Regions from separate parts of the Mus musculus genome. Here region 2 is linked to region 1. A link is a loop called in an ENCODE intact Hi-C map of the cell type or tissue named here. Cell type or tissue: heart. All regions are shown on one strand. Links, peaks and the distances in the headings refer to the core of each region. The heading gives the core; the rest is flanking DNA. Region 1 holds the start of Pin4 (protein (peptidyl-prolyl cis/trans isomerase) NIMA-interacting, 4 (parvulin)). Region 2 holds the start of Rps4x (ribosomal protein S4, X-linked).

Region 1 (15,552 bases), core at 4,902-12,901:
ATATATTAGGCAAAACACACAAAGTAATAAAATAATCTTTAAAATTAAAAAATGGACAAAGAAAGCAGGCATGAATGATCAGTAGTTCAAGGTCAGCCCAGGATGCACAGCAAGTTTGAGGAAAGGTCATGCTACTTGAGACCCTCCCTGTCTCAAACAAACAAACATGGAAATGGGCAAAGAACATGAAAAGACATTTCACTGAAGTTGTCTACAGATGGCAAACCTATGCAAATCCATTCAACCTCACTCATCTTACTGCATACCCAAAGAAAGATACACACAAGTTAAAGGTAAAATGACAGGGCACAGGGGGCTGGAAGGATGCTTTAGTAGTCTGCAACCTCTGCACCCAGGAATTTGATGCCTTCTAACCTACCTGGACAGAAGAACACGTGTAAATGTACTAACACAGAGACATACATACAAATAAAAAAAACTTTAAATCATTTTTAAAGTAAAAAGTGATGCATGCCTTTAATCCCAGCACTCAGGAAGCAGAGGCAGGGGATCTCTGTGAATTCAAAGCCAGTCTGGTCTACATAGAGTAGTTGCAGGCCAGCTGGGGATATATAGTGAGATCCTGCCTCAAAGGAAAAGAAAAGTAAAAAGATGGAAAAGTACAATGGCTAATTGTGGTTGCCACATTGACAGGATCTAGAATCAACTAAGAGAGAAGCCACCTGTGTGAGAGATTTTCTTGATCAAGTTATTTGTTTTTTTTTAATTTTGATTTTATGCATGTGGGTGTTTTGCCTGCGTGTATATCTGTGTACCACTTGCATGACTGGTGCCTGCAGAGGCCAAAAGGTGTGAGATCCCCTGGTACAAGACAGTTATGAGCCATAATAGCCAGTTCGATGTTGGGAACAGAACCTGGGACCTCTGCAAAAACAGCCAGTGCTCTTAACCACTGAGCCATCTCTCTAGCCTTTGATCAAGTTACCTAAAGTGGAAAGGCCTACCCTAAATGTGTGCAGCACCTTTTGGTGGCAGCCCAATAAATGGAAGTTTGCTTTTTGACCAATTGCCCTCAGCTTGCAATGATAAGTTTGTCTACCCTGTTACTGATGTCACTAATTGCCATGTTCCTTTGCTAGTATCAAAACCCAGTTTCTTCAAGCTTCCAAAATCGACTGAAAACCAATGGCTCTCCACAAATCCTCCAGACCTTCAGCACCAGGTTATGACTGCTGAATCATCCAGGCTATTGATTAGAGCAACTACCAAGTTCTCTGCCTCTCCTTATAAAGACAACCATTGTTTAACTGCCCACGCTATATCAAACAAGCCAACTGAATGAGTCTCCTTTCAATATTCTATTGGTTTTATTCCTCTATCGAACTATGACTAATTTTAAAAAGCCTATACTATGTTAACATTAATAAAAGGAAATTTGGAATGGCTATGTTAATATCAAAATAAGCTTCTGAGCAAGTATTACCGGGGTTAAAGAACGTCATCCCAGAATGATCAAATGATAGGTCATCCAAAAGATAAAGCAATCCTAAACATTTATGCATCCAGTAATGGAGTTCTAAATCATATGAAGTAAAAAAAAAACAAAAAACAAAAAAACAACAAAACATTACAACTGAAAGGAGAAAAGATAAATCCACAACAACATTAGAGAAATTTAATATTCCTCTTTCAACAATTAGTGTAACTACACTGATTTAGCAAGGATATAAAAGAAGTAAAAAGCACCATCAGCCAATAGCATAACACTGTCTTGTATAGAAACCTCCTCCAGGCCTGAAGAGATGTTAAGAACACTTGCTTCACAATCTTGTGGAAGAGTTCAGATCCCAGCACCATGTAACAAGGCAGGCGTCCTGAACATGCCTACAGTCCCAGCTATGAAGGGAGACAAGGCAGGAGTCCCTCTGGTGCTTGCTTCTTTCCAGCCTAGTTGAGAAAACAGAAGCCCCAGGTTCAAGGAGCTATGCTGTCTGGAGAGACGGCTCATTGGTTAAAAGCATTGCTGCTCTTCCAGAGGACCTGAGTTCAATTTCCAGCACCCACATGGTGGCTCACAAGCAAGAAATCCAATGCCTTCTTCTGGTGTGCAGATGTATATGCAGACAAAATACCTATATACATAAAGTACATAAATAAATAAACCTTTCCAGCACTCAGGAGGCAGAGGCAGGTGAATCAATCTCTCAGTTCAATGCCAGCTTGGACTACAGAGTGAGTTCCAAGATGGCCAGGGCTACACAGAGAAAAACCCTGTCTCAAAAACACAAAATGAAGAACAAACAAACAAACAAACAAACAACAAAACCAAAAGCCCTCAGTCTTGAAGCATAGTTATCCAGATCGGTCAGTCTTGGTATCACAGGAGGGTAATCTAAGCATTCAGGAGGCAGAGCAGTAAGGTCACACATTTGAGGCCAGTCTGGGCTACAGTGAAAAAATCCTGTCTTAAAAAAATTTTAAACATAAAAAAATAAAGAAATGAAAGCACCCCAGGCAGGGAGAACAACATGGAGGGCGAAGAAAGGGCTGTAAAATGGTACCTGGGTGTCGGGAACCCAAGGGGGTTAGCAAAACATCAGACTGCAGGTATCAGCATAACAGGCCTTGGGGCTGCAGGCTAAAGACAGGGGCACCATTCTGTTAGATGAAGGAGAACCACTGAAGGCCTCAGTTAGGAGAGTGACAGTGTCAGATTTCTGTATCTGAGAGCTGCCTTTAAATGCCACTGGTGGGTAAGAATCAATGCCGACACTGCTCCAAAGGTATATAAAATGTGCAGGAAGCTGGCAGGGGGAAGGAGGAGAAGGGCCAGTGCCTAAGAGCATTCGTGAGGAAGTTAACAGTATGACTAATCAGGTGTCCAAGAATGGAGTTCACTGAACTCTGGACGTCATTTTGAAATGCTACAAAAATGGCTAGCAAGATGAATCATGGAGTGAAAGCACTTCCTGTCAGGTCTAATGACCTGAGTTAAATCCCTGAAACCCACATGGTGGAAAGGGAGAGCACACTCCTACAGCTTAGTCTCTGACTCCAACACTTGCTGTGGTACATGCATGAATACATACATAGAGGGGTGGGGAGGGGGAGAGGGAGAGGGAGAGGGAGGGAGAGAGAAACAGGGATAGAGACAGAGATGGAGAGGAAACAAACAAATAGATACATGTTTCCATTTGTAGTGTTTATTCTTTTGATGGAGGGTCTCCTGTGTAGCCCTAGTTGACCTGGACCACCCTATGTAGACCAGGCTGGCCTCAAACTCATGGAAATTCATCTGCCTCTGTCTCCTGAATGCTGAAGTTAAATGTGTACACCACAAGGCCCAGGCATAAATAATAATTTTTTAAAAAAAAGAAATGCTAGAACAACAACCAAAACAAAGAAAGAAAGATGGGTGAGTGTGGAAAAAAAAATCTAACATGTTCACTATAGAGAAGGCCCAGTTTGGTGCCTGTAGTCTCAAGTACTCCAGAGATGGGATCATCACTTAAGTCCTAGAATTCAGGGCCAGCCTGGGCAAAATAGCAAGATCTCAAAAAGGGGGTTGGCTTATGGAGATTGCTCAGTTGAGAAAGTGCATACCATATAAGCATGAGGATTGAAATTCAGTCCTCAGCGCCCATTTGCAAAACTTGGTGCAGTGGCACAAATTTAATCCTAGTTCTGGAAAGGTGGAGACAGGAGGCTGGCTCCTTGAGGCTGGCTGACTAGCCAGCCTCACCTAATTCAGTGAGCCTCAGGTTCCCAGAAGAGACCCAGGGAAGTCTCCAAAACCATGATGGATAGCTCCCGAGGTTGACGTCTGGCCTCCATGTACACCACCATCTATGGATGTCCCAGGCATGGAAAAGAGTTCCACAAGTCAAGGTAGGTACACAAAGCTGTCCTCAACACCCACTCTGCTCAGCTACAGTGCTCCCCTCCTGCACTCCAATCTCTACAGGGTTCCTCCTCCTGACCTCCAGGCTTCTGGGACCTGGGAAATCCGGAACATCAGATGGGGAGGGTGCACACTAGGCATGACCAGTATGCTCCTGCATAAGCCAGAGATTGGCTTCATTTATTGTTTGTTGTTTTTTGTTGGTTTGTTTTTTGGTTTTTCGAGACAGGGTTTCTCTGTGTAGCCCTGGCTGTCCTGGAACTCACTTTGTAGACCAGGCTGGCCTCGAACTCAGAAATCTGCCTGCCTCTGCCTCCTGAATGCTGGGATTGGCTTCTTTAATGTCCTGCTATAGGGCACATTTTTGGCCCTCACAGTGCCCTCCAATGGTCCCTGGGTAGCTGAGTTGGGGAACAGACACGGGCAACAGGGGAAGCTAGGCATCTGTGGGTTTCCTTCTGGAGCTGGAAAGCACCATCTGGGTGACACACATACCTGAGAGACCAACTCTGCCACAGAGCCCATCTAACAGAAAACTTGGAGCAGATCATTGACTTCTCCAAGCTTCTTCCTCTAGAGTGATAGTACCATCTTACAAACAAATCTGCTGGGGAAACACAAAGAGATGTAGCTCAGTGGTCAAAAGCATGGGTGAGGTCCTGAGTTTAAGTCCCAGCTCTGCATAGACAAAACCAAAACAACCAACTAAACAAACAAATAAACCAAACCAAAGTCACACAGAAGCTGAAGAGAAAGCCTCTGTATCCTAGAACAATACCATTGATGTGGGTTGTTCTCTACTGTCTCTGGAAGAATCCACCCACTTGATACATTGCTTACACAATGCTAAAGAAACAGGGATAGAGGTCTATCTCTCTGCAGACCTCTTGAAAAATCAGTTACTCTCTGCCAGGCAGTGGTGATGCATACCTTTCTTTAATCCCAGCCCTTGGAAGGCAAGTGCATTTTTGTGCCTTTGCGGCCAGCCTGGTCTACAGAGTGAGTTCCAGGACAGCCAGGGTTACATAAAGAGACTATGTTTCAAAAAAAATAAATAAATAAATAAATAAAAACAATCAAAGTAACTAACAAAGAGTAGAAAAGGGTCACATCTGATGATTGAAATCAGGGAGAAAAACAACCTGATTAAGCATAATTAAAGTTCTGCTCCACCACATCAGCTCTTTTCTACTCTTGATTGCAGAGTGTAGGGCCCAGAGATCCCTATGCACGGTCCACTGGGATGAGATCAACGTGATCTCTCTGTTGTTGTTTCGAGCTTTTCTTATCAGAGTATTGTTGGGATCACTAACAGATGAGAAACCATAGCCTCTTGCTTTTGGTGCAGGTGGAATGGGCAGTGAGTCTGGGCCAAGGTTTGTGAACCTTTTTTTCCCTGGGAAGAGGGCTGCCAGCTTCCCTTCTTGATTTCCCTTGTTCAAACCATGCGTAGATGCCTCAGTCAGAGCAGATAATTACGAGAAAATACAGCTAGCAGCCATTACTGGCTGTGAGTCACTCCTGCACTCCAGCCGATGTTACCATGGTTTCCAGACTGCATCTTCCTCTTCTCTGCTCCCTCTGCCCTCTATTCAGCTAATTTGTCACTCTGCTTCACAGTCCTCCACAGGCCGACTCCACAGATTGATGCACACTTAACCCTGTAGAGAAGTGGGCTTTTTTGTTGCTTCTTTCTCTGATAACATTACCCTTTTCTTTTTCTACTGTTTTTAAGATAGGCGCTTATGTATCCCAGGCTGGCCTTGGCTATAGAGCCAAGGCTGGACTTGAGTTTCTTATGTACCTACCTGTATCTCCTAAGTGTCAAGAATTAAAGCATGTACCACTTATACCTGCCTATTGCCTTTCTTGAATTAAAAAAAATACATAACAAGAGATATAACAGCATATGTTAACAGATGAAAATGAAAGTTATAAATTCACATTTCAAATACTGCAATTTTCACCATTTTTTTCACCAAGTTTTTTATGATGTATACTGGATAGTTGACATCATATATAGCTTTTGGTTGTTTGTTTCTGGTTTTTCAAGACAAGGTTCTCTGTGTAGCCCTGTCTGCCCTGGAACTTGCTCTTAGACCAGGCTGGCCTCCAACTCAGAGAACTGCCTGCCTCTGCCTCCTGAGTACTGGGGATTAAAGGCATATAACACCACCACCTACCTATAGTTTTTTTTTTTTTTAAGCTAGGATCTCATGTAGCCCAGGCTAGCCTCAAACTCACAATGTAGCTGAGGATGGTCTTGAACTTCTGATTCTCCCACCTCTACCTCCCAAGACTATATGCCAACACATGCATGTTGCTGGGCATCCAATCCAGGGCTTCACATGGTGCTGGGCATCCAATCCAGGGCTTAATACTTGCTATGCAAGCACTCAACCAACTGAGCCTGAGTACACGATTTTATATATGTCCGGTTGGACCTGCAGTGGACAACTGTTTATTCTTTTCCTGGAGCTATTGCTCTTCAGGCACTGCTTTGGACAAATTCAGTCATACACACAGGCTTGATTATTGTCTTTGTAGCCATGATTATCTACTGCAATACAGTTTCACAAGGTTCCAAGTCAGCTGTATCATCCATTCAAGTTTTGTCCTGTTCTGCATGTGTGTGGGTGCATGTACACATATATGCACATAAGTGTGTGAGCATGTGGAGGTCAGAGGTCAACCTTGAGAGTCATTCCTCAAGAGTTCTCCATCTTTTTGAAATCAAGTCTGTCACTGGGACCTGGGAATTGCTGTTTCAGATAGATGAGTGATCTTCCTGTGACCGACTCCCTAGCACTGAGATGATGAGCATATACTGCCACACTCAGGTCCTCACGCTTGCATGGTGGGCACTTCACTGACTAAACCGTAGCTCTGGAGCCTGTTTTTAACACCCCCACCCCTGTTTGACAGATCCTAGCTGTGTAGCCCAGGCTGACCTCGATCTTTTGGCCTCAACCTCCTTAGTGCTAGAGTGGTGTGTACCACCATGGCCAGCTTTCATAATGACTTTTCACTGAGGCTTGAATGCTGGCTTGCCACGTTCCCACTCCAACACTGGTGCAGCCACTGCTTACAGGGAAGGCCAGTCCCAACTAAAATCAAAGCAAAAGCAAACACAAAGACATAATCTGATCCACTTGGCCCTAAGCAAGAATCAACCATATTACTGTTGACTACCCCACCCCATCTCTCAACCAGACCTGGGAAGTCAGTAGATGGGGGTTGGGGTTCCATTTCTGATGTGGAAAAGCAATGATCCCTTCCATATCGGGAACCTTCTCCACAGCTGATACTATCAATCTGAAATAAGGAGGGACCAAAATTCATCCAGAAGTCATAGCATCATAAAACAAAGGGGCCCACGAGTCACCTCCACATCCAGCAGAGACTATTCAAAAGCTAAATTTAGCTTAGGTTGGTGGGACAGGCCTATAATCTAGCATTCAGTAGGCAGAAGTGAGAGGATTGGAAATTTAAGACCAGTTTGGGCTGCATAGTGGGATCCTATCTAAAACAAACAAACAACAACAACAACAAAATTTTAGCCTGGGGTGTGGCTCAACCATAAAGCTCTTGCCTGGCCTTGGTGAGGCCATGAATTTGATCACCAGTATTGCAAAAACAGACAAAAACTAAGCTGAGTCAGATAGCCAAGATAGGACAGTGATCTCATGGAATAGAGGGAAAGATGTCATATACGAAAATTATTGGTAGAGGAGGGGAGGATTGTGGGGGAAAGAGAAAAATGTATCCAAGTGGCACATGATTCCCACCACTTGAGAGGCAGAAGCAGGAGGACATAGTAAGTTCCAGAACAGTCTAGGCTACTAAGCAAGACCTGGTCTCAAAAAGAGAGACTGAGTGAGAAAGAGAGATCAAGAGCACATTGGGATGCAAATTCAAAAGCTATTCATCTTAAGTAAACGCCCCCAGTTAGTCATCGACTATGAAATTATTTCTCATGATACTCCATAAGCAGATACTTTAACAACACCATCTCGCAGAAGATGGAAACTGAGCCCAAGAGCGTCTTCAAGGTCACAGGACTAGTAGAAGGGGTTTTAAAGCAGGTCATGTGCCTCCAGAATCCAAGCTTTAAATTGCCTTATGCTGTGCTGTCATACAAACTTTGAGCTGGAAGGTGGTGGCACATATCTTAAGCCCCAGCAGTTAGAAGATAGAGGCAGGCAAATCTCTGTGAGTTCCAGGACAGCCAGGGCTACATACAGAGAAACCCTGTATCAAAAGAAAAAAGAAAGGAAGCAAAGAAGGAAGGAAAGAGAAAGGAAGGAAGGAAAAAAGAAAAGAACTCTGGAAAAATACAGAGACATGAATACTATATAGATTGACACGAGTGGTCACATGCTATCCTGCTGAACAGCATTAATGCCTTGTTTGTCTTTTAGGTGCATAGATTATGTTCTCCAGGATATATAACTTTAAAAAATCACATTCTACATCTTGGTCTATAATCTTCCTTAAGGCTATTTCTGTACACACAGCTTATAATCGTTATTTTAAAATTAATTTAGGCTGCTTCCAATGTTTCTCCATGACAGACTTCTGCCTGTCACAGGCAATGGGATGATAGGCTTTAAAAAAAAAATTCCATCTTTTGTACCCCATCAACTACTGCTGCAAAAATATAAACAAACAAGTAAGTAAGAAAAGCCATTAGGGAGTGCAGGTCTGTGTCAGTCGGAGAGAGGACGGAAGAAGGCCATTATCTAAACTCCCTCTGCTGTCCCTTTGTCTAGAATCCCCAAAGCAAAAGCCCACGCCAAAGAACTGCAGTGGCCTGAGGCTCGCACTGCGCATGCACAAAAAAGTGGGCGGGGCGAGAGAGAGCAAAGAACAAGTGCAAATGAGGGCAAGTAAAAGCTTTGAAGAACAGAATAGAGGCTGCGCTTTCTCGTCTCTGGGCAACCTTTGTTCCCGCCTCCCCGTAAGGCTTCGGCTTCTCATTGGTCTAACATCTCTAGCTCCTATAGGTCAAAGAACCAAAGGACTGGGTCTGTTCCAAGCTATGCCTGATTCTGGAACCGCAGCAGAAATAGTTGATTGTGACGCTGCTTTCAGGCATTGCGGAGGACATACCTGTGGGGCCTGAGGGGTCCTTTTGCTAGCACCGGAACAGTTGCCGGAGAGTTCATCCGCCAGCTTAAGAGATGCCGCCGAAGGGGAAAAGTGGTTCTGGAAAAGGAGGGAAAGGTAGACCTGCCGAGACAGTCATGGAGCGAGCGTAGGGGTGGATGGGGAGAAGGACAGGAGTAGACCTGCAGCTGTGTGGGGTGGGGGAGGGAGGTGATCATAAGCCGGACAGCAGGGCCACCGGGAGCACCCTGAGCCGCTGTGGTTTATGTTTGGGCTTCTTGTGGTAAGGAAAGATCAGTGCGTGAGGAGCTGCTGTGGTTCAGGGTATCCATGAGGTTTCAGTGCAGGGACCCTCGTGGCGGGCAATAGAAGCTGCTGGGGATGGTTCCTCGTGACCTGGGGTTTATTCCCACTAAAATTGAATCTGATGAAACGCCAGCAATAAAAGGAAGCCTACACTAGTGATCAATCTAGTCCATCTAGGCCTCTTAACAACTAACAGGACGTACCTCCCCCCCCCTCCCCTCCCCTACACACACACATGAGGAGGGACTCGCTTCTTGAAGACCGTTGTTGGGGACAACATTGTGCTTTCAGGCTAGAAAACTAAGACAACTCTTATTCATCGCTGGACAATGTGGGGAAGATAGTAGCCTCTAAGTACTGTGCCGAATGTAGTTGTGAGAGTTATGTTATAGAAGGTGGAAAGAGGGTAAAGAAACAAACTGGAGATACTTTGGGCAGGCTGAGATAAGCAGCAGCAATAGGGTAAAGAGTCCTCAACCCGGAGAGGCCAGCCCCAAAGGCAGTTTAGTATAGCATCGCTGAAGTAAAACTTCAAAACAAATAAGCAAGTTGGGGAAATTAAAACAGAAGAAAACTAAATCATGAGGTGTGCTGTATATGGTGTTAATTAAGGTTGGTTAGGGGCCAGGAGGTCCTTTAAAGAGATGATTTCAAGCCGGGCAGCGGTAGCGCACACCTTTAATCCTAGCACTTGGGGAGGCAGAGGCAGGTGGATTTCTGAGTTCGAGGCCAGCCTGGTCTACAGAGTGAGTTCCAGGACAGCCAGGGCTACACAGAGAAACCCTGTCTTAAAAACAAACAAACAAACAGAGAGGGGAGAGTAGTGAGGGAGAGAGAGAGAGAGAGAGAGAGAGATGATTTCAGTAGTTCTGGTAAGAGAGAGAGTTGGCCTGAACTAAGATTGTGGTTGTAGGAACCCAGAGAAGAGACAAATAAATGGAGTGTAGTAGAGTGATACCCCAGAGGTCCAAGGAACCAAGATGTTGTAAAGAAAGGTCTGAGAAATGGGTGAGGCACTGCAGAGACATGCCACAGCAGTGGGAGGCTGAGGAGGACCTGAGTGTGAGGTCACCAGGGGTACACTGTCCTTTAGCTGCTCAGCTCCTGTTCATCCATCAGGTGGTACCTGGCTAGCTGACATATGTGTTCCCTTCCACAATTTCTCGCTTGTCGGACTCTCAGAATGTGGTCTCTCTTCCTCACTGGGATACGAGCTCCTTGGCTGCGGCTTTGAATCCTATTCACTGTGTACCCCCAAGAACTTGAACTGGGGAATTATTTAGGAAACAGTTGTTAAACTAAATACTTAATTTAATCTTAGACACCTTGGCCTCTAACACTTAATATGCTGCCTTCGACACAAAACTTAAAAGAAGTAAGATGTGCTACCAATGCTTGATAGCCTGAATGTAGCAGATTCCAGGAGGATATCAGTAGCTGTTGTGGTAGACTGAAGGGGAAAAGAATGCACACACACACACACACACACCAAGCACTCTGAAATAAAACCAAACCCCTCAAAATGCATTGTTGGAGATTTTGCATGTTAGAATTTCAGGTGTCAAACACACTGTCACAGAATATAATAGAAATTGTATTATTTTATATAATGGCAGTGTTAAGTTAGAAGGCAAGATTTGGAATGGAGTCTAAAGAATCTGGCCCAGGCTTCTGGAGTGCCTGCATCCATGCCCACACTCATTTCTTTATCTGTTTTCTGTGAAGTATTTTGTTCGGCACATTTCCTGTTATTAGAGATGAGTCACAGAGTAAGTTAACTTGATTGCATGACTCACCATGTAGCCTTTTGGAACTTGGGGCTGTAATGGATGGGTTACCTTGTGTTATGAGTTGGACCTATCTATAAATGTCAAAGTACAGTCGAAATGAGTTCCTATCCTCTCTTTTCTAAAGGAGGTGCAGCCTCTGGGAGTGACAGTGCTGACAAGAAGTCTCAGGGTCCTAAAGGTGGTGGCAATGCAGTAAAGGTGAGTTATCTTATGTGTCTCCTCTTTTCCATGTAAAGTATTAGTAAGTGGGTATGCATAGAAAAGACAGTGTGAGTAACCTGTCCTTATCTATGAGGCTTAATACTAAGTTAAATTCAAGATGATACAAAACTGGAAACCAAAAACCAGTCTCACTTTTAAAAGGTAGAATTTTCACACTTCTAGCACTGTTCCTTTAAATGTGTTAACTTAGCGACTGGGGTTTCAGCCTCGGTCATTAAAGTGCTTGAGAAAAGACCTAAGCCTAGTTGGTGAGTTTCAATCCAGTGAAAGACCCTATCTCAAAACGAAAAAGGGGGTAGATGGCACCCTAGAAAGGATTATCTTCTGACCTCCAGATGCACATGCACACACATTTGTTACTTTGACCATGGGTGGGAGATAGTCCCTGTCTTGGTTAGGGTTTTACTGTTGTGAACAGATACCATGACCAAGGCAAGTCTTATAAAGGACAACATTTAATTGGGGCTGGCTTGCAGATTCAGAGGTTCAGTCTGTTATCAAGGAGGGAGCATGGTAGCAATCCAGGCAGGCATGATGCAGGCAGAGCTAAGAGTTCTACATCTTCATCGAAGGCTGTTAGCAAAATACTGGCTTCCAGGCAGCTAGGGTGAGGATCTTAAGCCCACACCCACAGTATCCCACCTGCTCCAACAGGGCCACACCTCCTAATAGTGCCACTCCCTGGGCCAAGCATATACAAACCATCACAGTCCCCAGATTATTACTGGAAGCGCTTAAGCAACCAATCCCATGGGAGTGTCTGCAAACAGAACTGTACTACTATGGCTATCTAACAAGGAGTTTCCATGTTTGGGTCAGGATACAGGAGGTAAAAGAAAATAGATTTCATTGCTTCTGCCTACAAATTCAACCATACACATGCAGCATAAAAGGGGGAGAGAAAGATGGAGAGAAAATGTGAACTGAGCTGTTCTACTCAGTAGACCTATGCCTCAGAAATATAGCAGAAGATGAAGTAGTCATTGTTACAGTCTGGAGTGGGAGGCATCTGGCTCTGTTGGGCTTCCTGAAAGCTGGCATGTTGGTCTTCATAATGGATAAGGTTATTTGGGCTATGTGCACTCTTTACTGAGTTGTACTGACGATCAAACCTTCCAACCTATGAGACTACTGTAGCACATATAGCTTCAAGTAGCCATCTGGTCCCCTCACAAAGAGCCAAGTCCAGTATGGCACTATGGTAGATAAATGGAAAAGAATGGCATGTAATTAAGGTAGGAGGGTAGATCAGGATTAAGTTTTTATTAAGCTTTTTGTTTAATGCCTTTATATTTTAGCCTGATTCCCTCAATAGTAACATCTTCTAAAACTATAGTTCAATGGCATGGTCAGAATACTGACACTGATTCAGAATATTGAGCTACCCCTCAAGCCTTCCACCCTATATAAAGAGCCTCCTGTTGCTCCTTTATTTTTGTAAAGATTTATTTTTATTTATATGAGCACACTGTCACTGGCTTCAGACATACCAGAAGAGGGTATCAGATCCCATTACATATGGTTGTGAGCCACCATGTGGTTGTTGGGACTTGAACTCAGGACCTCTGGAAGAGCAATCATTGCTCTTAACCGCTGAGCCATCTCTCCAGACCGTGTTGCCTGTTTATAACTTTATAACTCCTTCTGCTTTTACCCCAACACATACCTTTTTTTTTGTTTTTTGGTTTTTTTGTTTGTTTGTTTTTTGAGACAGGGTTTCTCTGTGTTGCCCTGGCTGTCCTGGAACTCACTCTGTAGACCAGGCTGGCCTCGAACTCAGAAATCCACCTGCCTCTGCCTCCCAAGTGCTGGGATTGAAGGCATTCGCCACCACTGCCCAGCATACTTTTTCTTTTTGAGACAGTCTTCTTTTGCCCAGGGTGGCCTCAAGTTCATTATGTAGCAAAGGATGGCTTTGGATTTATGACCCACCTGTTTCTACCTCTCAAATGCTGGAATTAGAGGCTTCTAACCTATCCCTGTCTTTCTATCCCATTTTGAGTGAGTTTTTTGTTATTATTATTTTGTGTGTGGGGTGGGGTTGTTGTTTTAAGACAGAGTCTCACTGTGTAGCCCTGGCTATCCTGAAACTTACTATATAGACTCGGCTGGCCTCAAATTCACAAAAATCACCTGCCTCTTCCTTCCAAGTGTTAGAACTGAAGGCGTGTGCCACTATGCCCAGTCTTTAATACTTTCAAGAATGTAACATTGGATGGAATCATATAGTTTATGACCTTTGGCGAGTGTCAGTGTCATTTTCTGGTGGTTCCATTGCGGTTGTTGTGACAATAGTTTGTTCCTGTGTGTTGCTAAGTTCTGTTTCATGATATAGAAGTCCCACATTTGTTTTAGCCTTACCTGCTGAACGATATTAGTGGTTTTGTTGTTTTCAAATGTTCTGGCACCACAAGAACCCTAGAAGCAACCACACCCCTGTACCCACATGCTGTTCTGTGTCACTAGGAGCTGTGAGTCACACCTACTGAGGCTCCCTCTTTCTGTTCCCTATCTGTTGAACTAGATTTCAGGTTCTAAAACCCACTCTGCTCCCCAGCACCGCCTAGCTTCCATTATGTTCTGTCCTCCATATCTTCTTTCACTAGGGAGCCTTGACTGCTTTTCCTCATACGCATTCACCTGCTAGCCCTCACCTTGGGGTCAGTCCAGTAGGCCACTTTCTCTGAACTGAACCCAAACTTCTAGGCCCTGCTCGGGAGACCCAGTCTTGGTGATGGGAACCCCAAACCTGGTTTGTAACTCTAGCATGGATGGCCCTCAGTGTCGCTCCGCAGCTCTTTCTTTTTCACTTCAAGCCACCCAGCACTGAGCTACAGTCAGCAGGTAACTTGAGCCAGTGGTTCTCAGCCTGGGTGTTGAGGGCTTAGCTTGCTATATACCTGCAGAGCTAACCTCCAGTGCCCACGGGCACCTCAGGTCTGCTGCATCCGGTTCTTTGGACTTGGGTCCTGGACCTGAATGTCTTCAGCTCTGGAGGTTTTTCAAGTGTGCTGCCAGAGTTAAGCAAACACCAGTCTAGTCTCAAGGGTTGCTAACGTGAGGATTTAATGCGATCCATTCATGGAAAGCACTTAGCACTTTGAAGTTGGCTTTAATTCAAGGAGAGCTAAAAGAACAAAGAGCTAATAGTATAACTGAACTAAGCATCTTTCTTTGAGAAAGTTGTTTTCAAAAATCTTGAACATAAATGACCTGAATGAACAGCAAAGGAATTGAAAATCCCTTAAATGAGCCAGGTGTGGTGGCACACGCCTTTAATCCCAGCACTCGGGAGGCAGAGGCAGGCAGATTTCTGAGTTCAAGGCCAGCCTGGTCTACAAAGTGAGTTCTAGGACAGCCAGGACTGTACAGTGAATCCCTGTCTCGAAAAACCAAAAAAAGAAAAAAAGAAAAAAGAAAATCCCTTAAATGAAAATGTACTGATTTCATGTTTTAAAAAAGTTAGTATTTTCATAATAATATTTATAATGCTTAATTATATAGTCATTAATTTAGTTTGATATTAATTTCATTGTTAGCTATTAATAATTTACTGTGATGGTTCATATATGCTGGGCCCAGGGAGTGGCATTATTAAGAGGTGTGATCTTGTTGGAGTGGGTGTGTCACTGTGGATGTGTGCTTAAGACCTTCAACTCTAGAAGCCTGGAAGTCAGTCTTCCACTAGCAGCCTTCAGATGAAGATGTAGAACTCTCAGCTCCTCCTGCACCATGCCTGCCTAGATGCTGCTATGCTCGCACCTTGATGATAATGGACTGAACCTCTGAACCTGTAAGCCAGCCCCAATTAAATGTTGTCCTTTATAAGAGTTGTCTTGGTCATGGTGTCTGTTCATAGCAGTAAAACCTTAGCTAAGACATTTACCAAGGGGTAGAAGGCTTTGGTCTTCAACTCTTACCAACAACATTTATTTTCCTTGGTGTCCTGGGTTACATCCCTAGCATCTTCTCTCTCCTCTCCCTCCGTTTCTTGCTTATTTAGTTAGAGTTCTTAGTCCAGGTTGTCCTTGAACTCATTATGTACCTAGGACTGACCTAGAACTTATGATCGTCCTTCCTCAGCCTCTTAGGTGCTGGGTTTATGGGTATACACTGCCATGCTCAGTGAGAGAACCAGTCTAGAAGTTGTAGTTAAATCAGATTGAGATCTGAGCGATTCTTGTCCCCCCAACATGCTGTCCTTTGCTGTCCAGCTTGCATACCTGTCTCCTCTGGATAGGACTAGACACATTCTATACAAGC
Region 2 (15,552 bases), core at 2,926-10,925, 70 kb after region 1:
CTGGGACCTAAGGGTACAGTTCATTAGTCACAGACTTGTCTACCGTTGCTTGCCCAGCACCTGGGCGGCCTTAAAGTCAATCTTCAGCATTGAAGACAAACAGCATTGGGTAAGAATCCCCTAGTTATAAGGAGTTCCCAATGGAATATTGGGCCTTATTTTAGATTTTTTGCGTGTATTACCTACATGTATGTATGTGCACTATGTGTGTAGATGATTGTGAGTTGGCATGTAGGTGCTAGGAACTGAACCTAGGTTTTCCCTAAATGCTCTTTAAAAAAAATAAATAAATCTAGGGTCTTACTATATATATAGCCCTGGCCTGGAATTCATTATGCGATCAGGCTGGCCTTGAACTCATAGGGAATCCTGTCTCTGGCTCTGCTGGCAAATATTAACTTTGGAGCCATATCTCCAGCCTGTTGTGTTTTATTTGTTGGTTTGTTTTTTGGTTTTTTCGAGACAGGGTTTCTCTGTATAGCCCTGGCTGTCCTGGAACTCACTCTGTAGACCTCGAACTCAGAAATCCGCCTGCCTCTGCCTCCCAAGTGCTGGTATTAAAGGTGTGTGCCACCACGCCCGGCCGAGTATAGTGTTTTAATCTTTCTTTTGAGTAGTACTGGGGATTGAACCCAGGACCTCATGCATACTGGACTCATATTTAGTAGCATACTGTCTTGTGATTCTGGGTAGTGGCAGCAAGCCCCAATTCTCATTCTGCCATATGATCTCCAGGGGGAGTAGCCAGTGCTCTATAGTGTTCTGTTGCTGAAGTTTGGTAGGTTAATGGTACCTATTGGAGTTTTTGAGGCAGGGTTGCTTAAAACTCAGAAGGGCTGCAAACTATGTAGCTGAAGATGCCCTTGAACTCCTAAACCTGTCTCTACTTCCCAAGGGCTGGGATTACAGGTGTGGGTCACCACTCCCAGTTTAAGTTAGGCTTATTAAAATCCAACTTTGATTTGTACTTGTTTTTAAATTCCAGTGGGTGCCACCACATTAGTCCCCCTTCTCATTTCTTTTTAGACAGTGCATACAAACCATTTTGTTTGGAAACCTACTATAGCTTATTCTAATAATTCTAATTTTCCACCTGGGGATTGGTAACAGCCTGACTCATGTTGGCTTGATCACATTAACTAGCACCATTCCCCTGCCCAGAGAAAGCCATCCCTGCCCTGCCGTGTAGCTTAAGTCATGAATGTCCTGCTCCCTCTCTAAACCATAGGCACACATTAACTAAGGCCACTTTCCCTAAGTATAAAGTATCTTTTTCCCTAAGAAACTTAAGGCAGCCAGGTGTAGTGGTTCACCCTTGTAGTCCCAGCTATCTGGGTCAACTTCTGAAAACAAGAACATCTGTGTGGTAGCTTACCAAACAAAGCAAGGACAGCAGAATCCTAACAAGCAGAAATGGAGCTTGTTTCTCTAGGTGATTTGTACTTGACACTGACCTTTTGGTATGTTTGAGAATGTTCCTAATAGAACTTCCTCCATACCAGTGTAAAGTGCTGTTGATGTAAAACCACAATTCTAACCTCAAAGAGGTTAAGAGATTTTCTTCTGGATCCAAATATGAGAGATTATAATAGCCCAGGAATAGAGATTCAGGTTTCCCCAAATATCATTTACAATGGGACTGGGTAACAGCCCTGGTTTTATAGTATTGGAACAAAGAGAGGCAGGCAGAATAAAGGGAAATCTCTGCTGTAGAGTTCACTCTTGTTTTTTGAGAATATCTGTTCAGAAAACACCTATAATCCCAGCAATTGAAAAGTTGAGGCAGGCCTAGGTCACATATTTAGGCCCTGTCTTTTAAATTTAGAGAAACAGCAAGTATTGAGTGAAATTTTCATGGGGAGGTGTCAACATCTTTTAACCCCAGATAGGTCAATAACCAGACAGAGCAATGTAAAGATTCCTCCACCAGAGTGCAGCTTGGAGGACCATACTGTGTTGTGTTAAAAAGCATACCCAGGTGAGAGGTAACTTATCATCTGCATTACCTCATCATATCATCATGTCCCAGGGCATCATAAAGGATGGATGACCTTATGGAAGCTTCACTACGGAGCTTCCCAAGATCACCTGCAGCTGGAGGGCTGCTGGGAGTGATGAAGGGAAGCAGTTAAGGCTCCTTTGTGTCTCTCTAACTCAGGAGTCGATAGCTCCATTACTATTATCACCAGCACATAGCTAGCCTTTTTTTCCCACTCATTTTCTAACTTATAAAGGTCTGCTTTGACACACATACCAGCTGTTCCTCAAATCTTACTGCCAACAGGGGTACAAAGCCCATCCTGCTGCTGGGACATAAACCATACTGGATAAGCTTGTTTATTTCAATCCATCTTATCTCAGGGATATTTGTCAGCCTCACTGCTGACACATGCTTAAGATTTTACAAATCAAGCCAGAAGGAGGCCCCCAGAGACAAACAAATCAAGGCAATAACTCTTGGGAGAGACTGATAAAATTTCAGAGCAGGCCAAGTGATGAACAAAACCTACCACTTCTTGAGACAGGCCACCCAGCTTCATACCAGTGCATTAGGGGTGGGTTGGGGGAGACACTTTTTTTTTGGTATACGTTCAAGACTTTGTATATTCACTCTACATGGGTTTGTTTGGGAGGGGGTGGTGGGTATGTGACAACCAGTTGGGAATAATAAGGCTGTCTTTTGCTAAAAGGCAAAAGAGGCTAGGTATGGTAGCTCAACCTATAATAGCATTCTAAATGCAGAAGACTCACTCCCAGGTTCTACACCAGCCAGGACTAAGCACTCAGTCCACTTACAAAGAGCATAAGCCCAGTGATAGAAGTCAAATTCATTAGAAACACCTAGGACTTGCTAGGCACTACATGATCTAAATGAACCCGAGTATTTATGTCCAAAAAACATCAACAAATTATGTTTGAGAAAAAAAAAAAAAAGCAACAGCAAACCAAAAGTAGTTTCACCATGCTGTTTAATCTAGCATGTATGTTGCCTAGAAAGGCTTGTACAAACACTTTTCCAGCATGTCTCCTAGAGACCATTTCACCCACTGCTCTGTTTGGCCGCAAGCCTCTTGTCTCTCTCTTCAGCAATGGTGAGGCGGATTCCTTTTCCTCTGGGAAGAGAGATCCATGGTTTGTTACCCTAGAAAAAGAATGAAGAAAACCCCATTAGCAGGATGGCACAGGACACAATTGTCACTTTATTTCTTAGATCCAAAGTCATGGTGGCTGCTGGGCAGGTGGTCCTGAGACTCATACCACAGTGTATATATATCACCAGCTGTGGTTGCTGTGGCTATTCTATATATGGACAACAGTACCCTTCATACTTAACACCACATGATCATTTATTTCTAAGAAAAATACCCACAAGCTAGTAAGATTTATTCCATTACTAGCACTGCTCATGAATCAAACTGCTATGGCTCATTGGTTCTATTAACTCCAAAGATGCTCAGCACTGTCGTCTTTCCATGCTTCCAGAGACTGCTGGGAGAGGAGATCCAGACTTACCTTGCCAATAACAAAAATGTTGGACAGCCGAGTGGCAAAGCTGTTGCCATTGGCATCTTTCACATGAACCACATCAAAAGAGCCGGGATGTCTCTCTCTGTTGGTGATTACACCAATTCTTCCCAAGTTAGCACCTCCAGTCACCATACACAGGTTCCCTAGGAGGGAAGAAACAATCTGCTTCAAGCACAGCACACCACAACAATCACCAATGTAACAAGCTTACATTAAGGGAGCGCTTGCTAAATTTGCACAAAGCCCCAGGCTCCATCACCAGCAGCAGTGCAACTGGTGCCCCAAACCAAAGTCAAGTCAATTTAGCCCTCCCACCAGTCTAACTTCTATAGATCTGCAGCCTCGAGATCTGCTCCAACCCCTAACTGCAGCTAATATAAACGAAGGTGTCTGTCTACGCGAGGAATTCTCAAGTCCTGACTGAGTACCTCTTGCCTGGATAACCTCCAGTTCCAAGACACACTTTGGTTACCATTGTCATATTCCAGGGACCATGTCGGCACCTTAAAGGTGGTTACATCACCATTAGCCCAAGAATGGGTGGCTCTCAGGACTGAGCACAGCAGGCAGGCTATTAAGAGTTAAACTTCCAGCCTTCCTTTTTATTCTAAGACAGAGTCCCACCTGACTTGTTCAGTCAGGCCTTCAACCTCCCATCACACCTTTAACTTGATCAGCTGATAACAGTTTTACACTAATAGGTGGCTTTCGTACCTCTTTTCAGCCACCAAGCATTTAGACCAGTGAAAGTGATAAAATTCCTCAAAAGACCCCGCACCAAGCATCAAGTGATTCACAAAGCTCAACTAAACTTACATTTGGGAAAAAACCCCAGAAGCTCAAACTTACAAGCCACCGAGGGGACAGCTGCTGCTTACCAGTGTCAAACTTGATGAAGTCAGTTATTTTGCCTGTCTCCAAATCAATCTGAATGGTGTCGTTCACCTTGATGAGGGGATCAGGGTACCGAATAGTACGAGCATCATGGGTCACCAGGTGCGGGATTCCTTTTGTGCCTACAAAGATCTTTCTCACTTTGCACAACTTGTACTAGAAGTATAAAAGGGTTAAATACATTTAATCTAACTCATATATACCTTGTTATAGTTGTTTCTGGGGCCAATCCCCAGCTTAAAAAAAAAAATCACATTTTGTGCACTCTGCTCCAAACAGCAACGGTATTAGCAACTTGTCTATCAAATCAAATTTCTAGTGGTCACTGGACATGCCCTTCAGCCTACTGACAACAAGGCAGCATGTAAGAAAACCAGAAGCCACACCATCAATTGAATTAACCTTCATTTATAGCCATTAATTCAAGCCCTAAACCTACGTGAAAAGCCACCTAAAACTGAACTAAGCAAAGATAGTAAATTAAACCAACGCCCCAAAGATTACCGGTTTCTTGTACCTCTAACCCACCCAAAAAGCAAAGGTAGACCCACAAATGGAGACATGGCAACATGCCAAATAGATTGCCAACTCCTTTATGTTCCAAGGAATACTTCAAAATTAATCCCAAGAAAGGATGTCGTGTTTCTACAAGACACCAAAAGTCAGTGCTCTAATTGCCACAAGAAAGCTCCACCCCAAGATATCTAGCAACAGACCTTACAGAGGCTGAGGGGCTGGGGTGTAGGTCCGAGATCAAGCATGTGCTTTGCCACGTGAGAAACGGGGTTGAGTACCCAGTAAGTTAAACCATGCAACAGGTCCCCATCGATCTCATCTCTAGGCACACAATTCTAATGAAATCTGTTGACTCATCTCTCACTTCCATGATCTAACTTAGAAACTAATTTTAGAGGAAACTACCCAGCCCGCTTGCCACACCAACCTTGGCCTCCTCCGGTGTAATACGATGAACAGCAAAGCGACCCTTGGTGTCATAGATCAGACGGAAGTTCTCTCCGGTCTTGTCAATGCTGATGACATCTGATATCAAAGAATAAGGTTACCACAGCAACCCTCACTACACTCCTAACTGAGCTGGGGGATGTGTGTGTGTGAGCCCATTTTATCAAGACTCCACATAAACTTTAAATGGGAATTTGGGTTTCAGAAGCTATCCCCACAATATTTAAGTAACAGCCCAACAGAGATTCTGATCCAGTAGGTCTGTATGGGAGAGTAGCAAGAAATTCAAAATTTAAAAAGGAATAAAAGCCCAGTAGCCAAACCTCTCCATATTACCGTGCCAGGGTAGGGGTGAAGACGAAGACCAGGAAAGCCTGGCACTTTCCCAGTCACCTGCCACTATTGGGAGTTAAGGGCCTGTGGCCACTACCGATCCTGATTACTCACCCATAAACCCAGCAGGGTAGGTTATATCGGTCCTGACTTTCCCATCAATCTTAATGAATCGCTGCATGCAAATCTTTTTTACTTCATCTCCAGTCAGGGCATACTTAAGTCTGTTCCTTAGGAAAATGATGAGAGGCAGGCATTCCCTCAGCTTGTGAGGACCAGTGGATGGACGAGGAGCCTGGAAAGTTTTAGGAAAATTACTACACCAAAACTTGGGTTATTTTACATGGGGGGGGGGTCGCTAGAAGATTCCTCAACATTTTCTCCTCCAAAGAATGAGGCCTGCTACTTTGAGACCTGAGTCTATGTATCCACCATCAGTGTACTATGGAATACATGGAGTAGATGAAACAGATGTATCAAAATTGAGGTAGGACACAGGTCTTTAAGACAGCCAAAGATTCTCTACATTCAACTCCACAAATATGCTTGTTAAAGGTATGTCTACCTTTCACACCACAATACTTACAAACACGCCAGTCAACTTATCCAGCATCCAATGTTTTGGAGCAGCTACACGCTTCAGGTGTTTCTTGGGACCACGAGCCTGGAAGAAGTTTTCAAAGTAACGTTGTTACATTGTTTCAGGTCTTTCCAGCAAAGCCTACGGCGTAAATCCTTCAATGAACTGACTTTCGAACTTTCCCAATTAACAAAATGTGGGCAATATTGAAAGCGCCGGGTCCCAGTAAAACGTAGAAAAGACAGATAAGCATCAATAGGCCAAACCCAGTATTCGCACCTTAGCGATTCCCATTTTTTACAGTTATGCCAGATGTCTCCATTATGCCTGCTCACAAAAATTAGCCTTTCATAGCACACTTGCGAATTACCCAGTGATTCAACCCTAGACGCACAGGCAGATAGGGACAGAAAATGGCCCAGGACCGTATCTCAATTGTCAATCGAAAAGTATAGTATTAGAACACAGCCATCTGGATCGAAGGTTTCTGGTACAAAGATAAACTCTAACTCCGGCACTGGCACTACCACGTGTACTGCTCCTTTGTATACTAAAGAGTCGAAGTTTCACATTCGAAAGCGGAAGGAAGCTTTTTGTAATGCTTCGTACACTTACCAGCTACACAACATATAAAGTAAGTCCGTGCCAAAAGATAGACAAATGCACAAGTAAGAGCTAATCCTTCAAGCAGACCCTGCGCCCACATGCCCAAAGCTTCAATCTGCACTCCCGGGCCCTCGAAGTTCTTCCCCAAGTGGAAAAGCATTTCTCCCTGGGCAAGGGGATGTGTGATTAAGCCCAAGGCCTTGCTTGCCCTCTGCGGCAGACTTCCCATCCTAGCTCAGACCAGTATTCTCCCTTGCCGCCAAGCCCATCTCTGCCAGCCTGCAGCAGAGCTGCTTTCGCCTCCACCCTGTAGTCGACCGCGGGAGCCCTGATAACCCGGGCAGCATCGGTCAGGGAGGATGGAAGCCGATGCAACCCAAGAGCTCGCTGTACCCCTGCCTTACCATGGCTGCGCTAGGAACGGAAAGAGACTCGCCTTCTTCCGGCGAACGAAGAAATTAGGGTCGGAGGCTGCGCGCGCGCTGGAGCCTGGGTTGCTCCGCCCAGCCTCAGACTTTCCCAGCGGGCGGGGACTCTCTCTTGCCATCTGCTGGTGGGAGGTCAGAGGTCCCAGGCTGGGAAACTGAGGCTGAGAGAATCTCCCAAAAACTGTTTTTCCTCAGTCCTTTCTCTTCTTTGTGCCGAGTGATGAGTGCTGGGGATACCCAGACCAATCGCACCAGATAACTGCCCGCAAGGAGAGTTCTGTTAGATGGCTGAGTGATAAAAAGATACATTTTAATACTCGATACTTTTCTTATACAAAGTTTCTCTAATCTTCCAGAGTTACCAGTCCAATCAGCCAGCCCCATGCTAAGCGAAAGGTTTGGCCAACGGCATGTTTCTCTTTGCTTTTGTAAAGATTGCTGAGGCACTGAGCCATCCAGGGTGAGATGGTAGGCTCTCTGCTTGAACCTGGCATCCTGCGCATCCACTCCTGTAGAACACATTTGACATTTATTGTACTGTAAGTGGAAGAGAGGGAACATTAGAGAGTATCTGGTTTTGCCTAGCCAGTATGTAGACCTAGCTGTTCTACTTTTGAAGCTGCTGTGTTAGAGTGGTGGCACTGGCTGCCCTTCATTCACCATTTTCTGCTCTCTTAGTTATCTGTGGCCTCCCACAGGTCGATGAAGTCTGCCCATCATAAACCCAAAGATCCAGTCCCTTCAAACTATTATGAAAGGGGTATTTTTCAGCCTCACCTTTCCTCTTTCTCCTGTCCCTCCCCTCTCTCTCATATGTGTGTGTGCAGTTGTTATCATTTATTTGTTATCATTAGTGGCTGCTAGGGAATGAGTCACTTTTTCATATATATATATATATATATGCAAATGAAATATACATTTTGGGGGGGGGGTTCGAGACAGGATTTCTCTGTGCAGCGTTGGCTGTCCTGGAACTCACTCTGTATACCAGGCTGGCCTCAAACTGAAATATACATCTTGAGACAGAGCCTCATTATGTAAGCCAGGGTAGTCTCAGACTCATCATTTTTCTGCTGAGAGTTGAGTTACAGGCATGCACCCCCACAGTCTATATAGTACAAGCAAGCAGACTATATCTTTATTTTTAACTTTTGAGACAGGCTCTTCTAGACAGGCTAGGCTGACCTGCAGCTTGAGAGAGGTCATCTGCCTCATCTTCCCAAGTGCTGGGTGATACGTTACTTCGCCACTGTAGGTGAAATGAGACAAATCAAGCAGAATTAGATTATATTAAATGCAGGTTTATTGGAAAGGTGCTCTCGGGCAAGTTCACTGGCCCCAAGGACTGAGGCTAGGGGAGTCACAATGGGAAGGAAGAGATGGGGGGAGGGGGAAGAGAGGGGAGAGGGAAGAAAGAGGGGAGGAGAGAGAGGGGGAGGGGAAAACAGAGGGCAGGGGAAACAGAGGGGGAGGGGGAAGAGACAGGAGAGTGGGAAGAGGGAAGGGAAAAGAGAGGGGGAGAGGAGGAAGAGAGGAGAGAGAGGGAGGGAGGGGGAGAGAGAGAGGAGAGAGGGGAGAGAGAGAGAGGAAAATATCTGGATTATATAGGGAGCTTCTGGGGAAAAGGCAGCTCACCTCCTGGGCTGGGAAGTTCAGGCTTGGGGGCAGGGTCTGCCAGCTAGGGATTGAGGGATGCGGGGAGAATCTGGAGGCCAGGTCTGCTTTCATATGTAAAATATGCACCTCAGTCTCCTGTCCCAGGGTCTGGGATGATAGGCATGTGCCACTATGGCCAGCCTATAGTTTTATTTCTTTTCTTCCTCTTCTTTTTTAAAGATTTATTTATTATTATATGTGAGTACACTATCACTGTCTTCAGACACACAAGAAGAGAGGGCATCAGATCTCATTATGGATGGTTGTGAGCCACCATGTGGTTGCTGGGATTTGAACTCAGGACCTTTGGAAGAGCAGTCAGTGCTCTTAACCACTGAGTCATCTCTCCTGCCCCTTATTTGTTTGTTTGTTTGTTTGTTTGTTTTTCGAGACAGGGTTTCTCTGTGTAGCCCTGGCTGTCCTGGAACTCACTCTGTAGACCAGGCTGGCCTCGAACTCAGAGATCCACCTGCCTCTACCTCCCAAGTGCTGGGATTAAAGGCGTGTGCCACCACTGCCCGGCCCTAGTTTTATTTTAATTGATATATACCAAGTGTACAGATTTATGGGGCACAGTATTGCATGTTTATGCATGTATATAATGTATAATAATCAGCTCAGAGCAGTTGCCACATCTTCACCTCAGAACTTTATAAATTCTTTGTGTTGGAAGCATTCAGTATCCTCTCTACTACTTCTTTTGAAGCATCCAACCAAATCGTTTCAACCATCACTACCCTACTGTGTATCTGTTCACCATCCTTTCCATCCTCCCCAGGTGCTGTTAGCCACTAGTCTTTACTTCTTTGTGATTAGCTTTTAATACAATTAATTTATTTTCTAGTCTTATTTATCTTATTCTTGTTTATGACTGTTTGGTGTCATGTAGTCTGTGCACCACTTGCATGTCTGCTGTTCCCAGAGGTCAGAAGAGAACCTTGGATCCCCTGGAACTAGAGTCATGCATAGTGTGAGCTGCCAGGTAGATGCTGGGAGTTCAACTCAGGTCCTCTCCAAGAACAAGTGCTCTTAACAGCTGAGACATCTCTCTAGCTCCTTTATATACTTAAAAAGAAATAATATCATCTTGATTCTCCCACAGTTGTGTGTGTGTGTGTATGCACACACACAAGTGTATAATGTATTTTGGTTGTATTCACACACGCCCATTCCCCCTTTGCCACCTGCTTCATGCTCCCTCTGGGGCCCTTCTTCCCAATATGCCCTCTTCATACTTGTATTTTTTGTTTTTGTTTCTGTATCGTTTTTTAGACGCAGTCTCACTCTATAGCCCCAACTGTCCTGGAACTCACCAGAATGCACAGCATCTGTTTGCATCTGCCTCTGGAGTGCTAGAGTCAAGACCATGCTCCACCACGCTCCTCTTTCTTTCTTAAAATAACTCACTGAAGTAACTGAGTGTAGTGACACAGGGCAACAAAGTGAAACCTCCATCTCAAAAGCAAAACAAAACCCTCCACAAAACCCAAACAACTAAGTTCGTTTGTTTGAACTTAAATTTGACTTGCATGTGCGTGGGTGTGGGTTTGTTTCCTGGACCATGGGTAACTTAACAGTGACTATATCCCTGAAGAAAAATGACTCTTCCGAAGCCATTAATTCTCTAATGAAGGATGAGGCCTCATGAGCCCCTCCCCCATTCCATGTTGGAATGTTAATGACTGGATCTTTCACAGGTCTTATGCAGAAAATTACAGCTGCTGAATTCAAGAGGACACTGGCCAAGTCGTACCTAGAGGACAGCACTCCTTTCCATCGTCTGGCTCCTAAATCTCCCTCCCCTTTCCACCAGGTTCCATTACCCTGGGAGCTCTGTGTGTGTGTGTGTGTATGTGTGTGTGTGTGTATGTGTGTGTGTGTGTGTGTGTGTGTGTGTGTATGTGCGCGCGCGCGCGCGCGCGCAAGGTGCATGCTGTTGTCCCATTTCAGCCTGAAAGATCCACACTTTTGAGGTTGACTCTTTCTTTTTTCTTTCTTTCCTTTGGTTTTTGAAGGCAGGGTTTCTCCGTGTAGCCCTGGCTGTCCTGGAACTCACTCTGTAGGTCAGGCTGGCCTCGAACTCCCTGAGCTCCACCTTCCTCTGCCTCCCAAGTGCCGGGATTAAAGTCATGCGTCACCACCGCCATCCGCAGAGGCTGGCTCTTTCAAGACTGTCTGTGGACCCCATGATTTCTCAGCTTGGAACTGCTCTGAACAGTCCAGTCCTCTTCATGGTACCACCTAATCCCACTCCTCAGCTTTAGAGATGCCTACAGCCCTGCTTTCTGGGGTTCTGGGAGCTGCCCAGGCCCTTTGGGTCCTCCTCCTACTTTAGTTTCAAGACGGAACTAAGGTGCCTGTTTAACATTTCAAAGGGGAAGCTAGCATCCCTCCACCCCTACTTGTTATAGGGCCCTCCTGGCTGGCACACCCTACCCACTACCCTAAGCTCTGCAGCTCAGGGGCCTGGGCTGCTCTTCCTTATATAATCCAGACATTTTGGTTACATGCTCTCCTTTGGACCTCCTGACTGCTGCACCTGGTTTCCCTGCTCGCCCTTCTTCCTTCCCCTCCCCCATCTCCCCACATGGAGTCTGGGCATGCCTACTCCAGATGTTTCTGCCTCTGGCTATGCCCACTCACATATCTATAATAAACTTTTCTCCTCCATCATACCTAGGAGTGGTGATGTTCCTTTCCTCTTTCCTTTCCTCTTTCCTTTCCTTTCCTTTCCTTTCCTTTCCTTTCCTTTCCTTTTTTCTTTTCTTTTCTTTTCTTTTCTTTTCTTTTCTTTTCTTTTCTTTTCTTTTCTTTTCTATTCATTCAGTGGTTAATACCTTGTTCTCCTTGCTCCAAAGCTCAGCTCCAGCACTTAGTTCAACAGGCAGGAAGGAGTGATTGACTCATCTGCTGTCTTACTAAACTGAACATCCCCAGGACAGACCTGTCCTAACTCATTCGGGACAGCTGGCCCATCACCACTAACAGAGAACTTGACACTTCATCCAGTACTTGGTAAATAGTTGCTGAGTGAATAATTTTTTGGGGGGGGGTTGGTCTTTCGAGACAGGGTTTCTCTGTGTAGCCCTGGCTGTCCTGGAACTCACTCTGTAGAGTTGTTGTTCCAGTTGTAGGCTGGCCTCAAACTCAGAAATCTGCCTGCCTCTGCCTCCCAAGTGCTGGGATTAAAGGCGTGCACCACCACTGCCGGGAGAATAAATTTTGTCAACAGTCTTCTCATCTTGCCATTCTACTACACTATTCCTCCCACACCTGAGCTCCTGACTCAAGAGGTTCCGTTTTACAAATCTCTGCCTCTGTATTCCCTTTCCCCATTAATAATCTGCCAAGGAGCAAAAGAAAAAATTGCTTAGCTCTTCTCCCTAGATAGTGCTAAGTAGGAGGGAGAAGAAGTCTTTGTTTAAAACTAAGGCAACATCTCTAGTAAATTATGTTAGAACTAATTATTGGAAAGGAGCAATTAAGTTGGGCATGATGCCACACACTTGTGATCTCAGCACTCTGCAGGCTGAGGTAGGCAGGAGGATTGACAGTTTGAGGCCAGCCTGGGCTATATGGTGAGACCCTGTGGCAAGAAACAAACAAAACAACCAGGCACAGCTGACTGAATAGAGGGCTAGGAGTAAATCGGAGGGGGCAGGATAATGAAAGTTTGTATGATTTTTAGTCTTGGGATAACTGAAGAGAGCGGTGTGATGGGATTCAAGGAGAAAGGTCCAACATAGTGGTGGACCCTGCCTGTAATGTCAGCACTTGGGGAGGCAGAAGGAGGAGGATAAAGAGATCAAAGTTATCTCCTTGTCTGCTTAACAAGTTCAAGGCCAGTGTGGATTGTGTGTGTGTGTGTGTGTGTGTGTGTGTTTGTGTGTGTGTGTGTGAGAGAGAGAGAGAGAGAGAGAGAGAGAGAGAGAGAGAGAGAGAGAGAGAGAGAAGGCAGGAGACGATCATCTTGGGAGTGAGGGACAACTGTGGGATATGGCCAGAGCTGAACTCTGGATGAAGTTCACACAGCTCATTGGAAAGGCTGGGGAGGTGAACAGCCCTAACTCTTGCCTCCCAGGCTGTTGGTTTATTTGTTTTTCTACCACAGCTTGTCAAAGGACTTGAGGGACTCAAAACATCCTTTTCAATATTTTCTCTTCTCTCTCAATTTGTATTTATGCACAAATGAGATTATAACAATAATAAAGGGAATTTGGAACGTGGTAAGTAAATTGCAAACAGTACCTCCCCAAACACCGTGAACACAACATCTGTCTTCATTTGTTCCCTCTCCTGTGCTTTTTCTGATCAGTTTGTGCACATGCATACTTTTACTTCATTTTAGTCCTAGCATTTTGTATTCTGCTTTTATTATATTAGAAACACGCACTGAGTCAGTACATAATTTCCATAATTATCATTTTAACAGCTGCATCATATTCCACTAAGTGATTACTCCATAATTAACAAAAGTTCTCTGTTGTTGAACATTTAGTTTCCTTTTCTTTACATCCTTACGTTTTCTTTATTAGGAATATTGCTATGATGGACAGAGTTGTCATAATCTTCCTCTTTTTCCTCCTCCTCTTCCTCTTCCTCCTCCTCCTCCTCTTCCTCCTCCTCTTCCTTCTCCTCCTCTTCTTCCTCCTCCTCTTTCTTCTCCTCCTCTTCCTCCTCCTCCTCTTCCTTCTTGTTTTTTCAAGATACGGTTTTACTGTTTAGCCCTGAATGTCCTGGAACTCTCTGTAGACCAGGCTGGCCTAGAACTCACAGAGCTACACTTGTCTCTGCCTCCCTGGTGCTGGGACTGAAGGCATGTGCCACCACCACCTGGCAATATTTATTTTTTATGTGCAGTGGTGTTTTGTCTGTATATATGTCTGTGTGAGCGCTTTAGAGACAGTTGTAAGCTGCCATGCAGGTGCTGGGAAGTGACCCCGGGTCCTATAGAAGAGAAGTCACTCTAATCACCGAGTCATCTCTCTAGTCCTGGAAAGCTTCTTTTAATAGCCATTTCCTTTAGTTGGATTATTGCCTTAGAATAAATCCAGGGCTGGAGAGATGGCTCTGTGGCTAAGAAAATGTATTGCGGGGCTCAGCGGTTAAGAGCATTGACTGCTCTTCCAGAGGTCCTGAGTTCAATTCCCAGCAACCACATGGTGGCTCACAACCATCTGTAATGGGATCTGATGCTCTCTTCTGTTGCCTCTGAAGACAGCTACAGTGTACTTGTCATATATATATATATAATAAATAAATAAAATCTTTTTAAAAAAGAAAATGTATTGCTCTCTTTTAAAATTTGTATTTGTTTATTTATTTTATGTGTATTAGTGTTTTGCCTGCATGTATGCCTGTGTACTACTTGAGTGTCTAGTGCTCTCAGAGGCCAGAAGGGTGTATTAGATCCCCAGGGACTGGAAGTTACAGACATTTGGGAGCCACCATGCAGATTCTGGAAATCTTAACCTGGGTCCTCTTGTAATAGTAAGCAGACTTTTAACCACTGAGCCATCTCTCCAGCTCAGTATGTACTGCTGTATTGGGTGACTGACAACCCCTGTAACTCCAGCTCCAGGGGAACATTCCAATGCCTTTACAGGCACATGCACTCATATGCTTATATATACATACCCATATTTAAAAATAATAAATTAAAAATATCATGACGCCAACAGATGGTTATGACGCCAACAGATAAGCCAAATGAACTATCCATTCCTTCAATCACCATTCATTGAATGCCTCCTTCAAGCTCCTTTTTTTGTTTTGTTTTTGTTTTTGTTTTTCGAGACAGGGTTTCTCTGTGTAGCCCTGGCTGTCCTGGAACTCACTCTGTAAACCAGGCTGGCCTCAAACTCAGAAATCTGCCTGCCTCTGCCTCCCAAATGCTGAGATTAAAGGTGTGCACCACCACTGCCCGGCTTCATGCTCCATTTTATGAACTAGGGATGGCGAGAAGACTAGGACCTAGCTCTCGTTTGCAGGTTGGATCTCGGATTGGACTTCAGCCTGCAGGTACATGATCCTGAGCCATGAAAAGACTCCAGAGCTCAGGATCAGATCCATACTTTAGAAAGGTAGACCCTACCGCTCCCTGAGGCATGGCTCCAAGTAAGTGTAGGCGGCATGGAGGAGTCAGGGTCAGGGCTATTGCAGCCATTCAAGCAAACAAGAAGCCTATGAGACCCATATCTATGACTATGGGACTAGAAAGGTAAAGCAGATTTAAAAAAGAAAAAGGCATTGTGGGCTGGAGAGATGGCTCAGCTGTTAAGAGCACTGACTGCTCTTCCAGAGGTCCTGAGTTCAATTCCCAGCAACCACATGGTGGCTCATGACCATCCGTAATGAGATCTGATGCCCTCTGCTGGAGTGTCTGAAGACAACTAGTGTACTTACGTATAATAAATAAATACATCTTAAAAAAAATACATTGTCCATGGGAATCTGACTGCGGAGAAATGCATGGTGCGCGGACAATGAAGCAAGGAAGCAATTAGGGTGATTGCCAGGTTTCTGGTTTGTTGTATTTACCTGAACTAGGAGGAGACAGAGCAG

What was found. Peaks named below come from ENCODE experiments on the same cell type or tissue, not always from the same donor. Only the 100,000 strongest peaks of a DNase experiment are listed, where the experiment ranks them.
Region 2: a loop joins it to region 1, with 6 times the contacts of the local background. A loop is called at or near these places in 2 of 42 quality-filtered maps.

The regions. Positions count from the first base shown.
Region 1 is chrX:102,110,477-102,126,028 of GRCm38, forward strand. It overlaps Pin4 (protein (peptidyl-prolyl cis/trans isomerase) NIMA-interacting, 4 (parvulin)), which reads left to right and starts at 8,993. Exons shown (of 4, transcript NM_027181.2): 1 at 8,993-9,088; 2 at 11,192-11,265. The coding sequence starts at 9,046. In heart, for the core only: a CTCF peak has its summit at 8,635; a DNase peak (open chromatin) is centred at 8,855; H3K4me3 peaks cover 1,585 bases; H3K27ac peaks cover 923 bases.
Region 2 is chrX:102,181,990-102,197,541 of GRCm38, forward strand. It overlaps Rps4x (ribosomal protein S4, X-linked), which reads right to left and starts at 7,402. Exons shown (of 7, transcript NM_009094.2): 1 at 7,309-7,402; 2 at 6,305-6,382; 3 at 5,833-6,013; 4 at 5,366-5,463; 5 at 4,407-4,578; 6 at 3,514-3,671; 7 at 2,952-3,142. The coding sequence starts at 7,311. The coding sequence ends at 3,041. It also overlaps the pseudogene Gm9103. In heart, for the core only: a CTCF peak has its summit at 7,454 (motif pointing left); a DNase peak (open chromatin) is centred at 7,342; H3K4me3 peaks cover 2,860 bases; H3K27ac peaks cover 1,397 bases.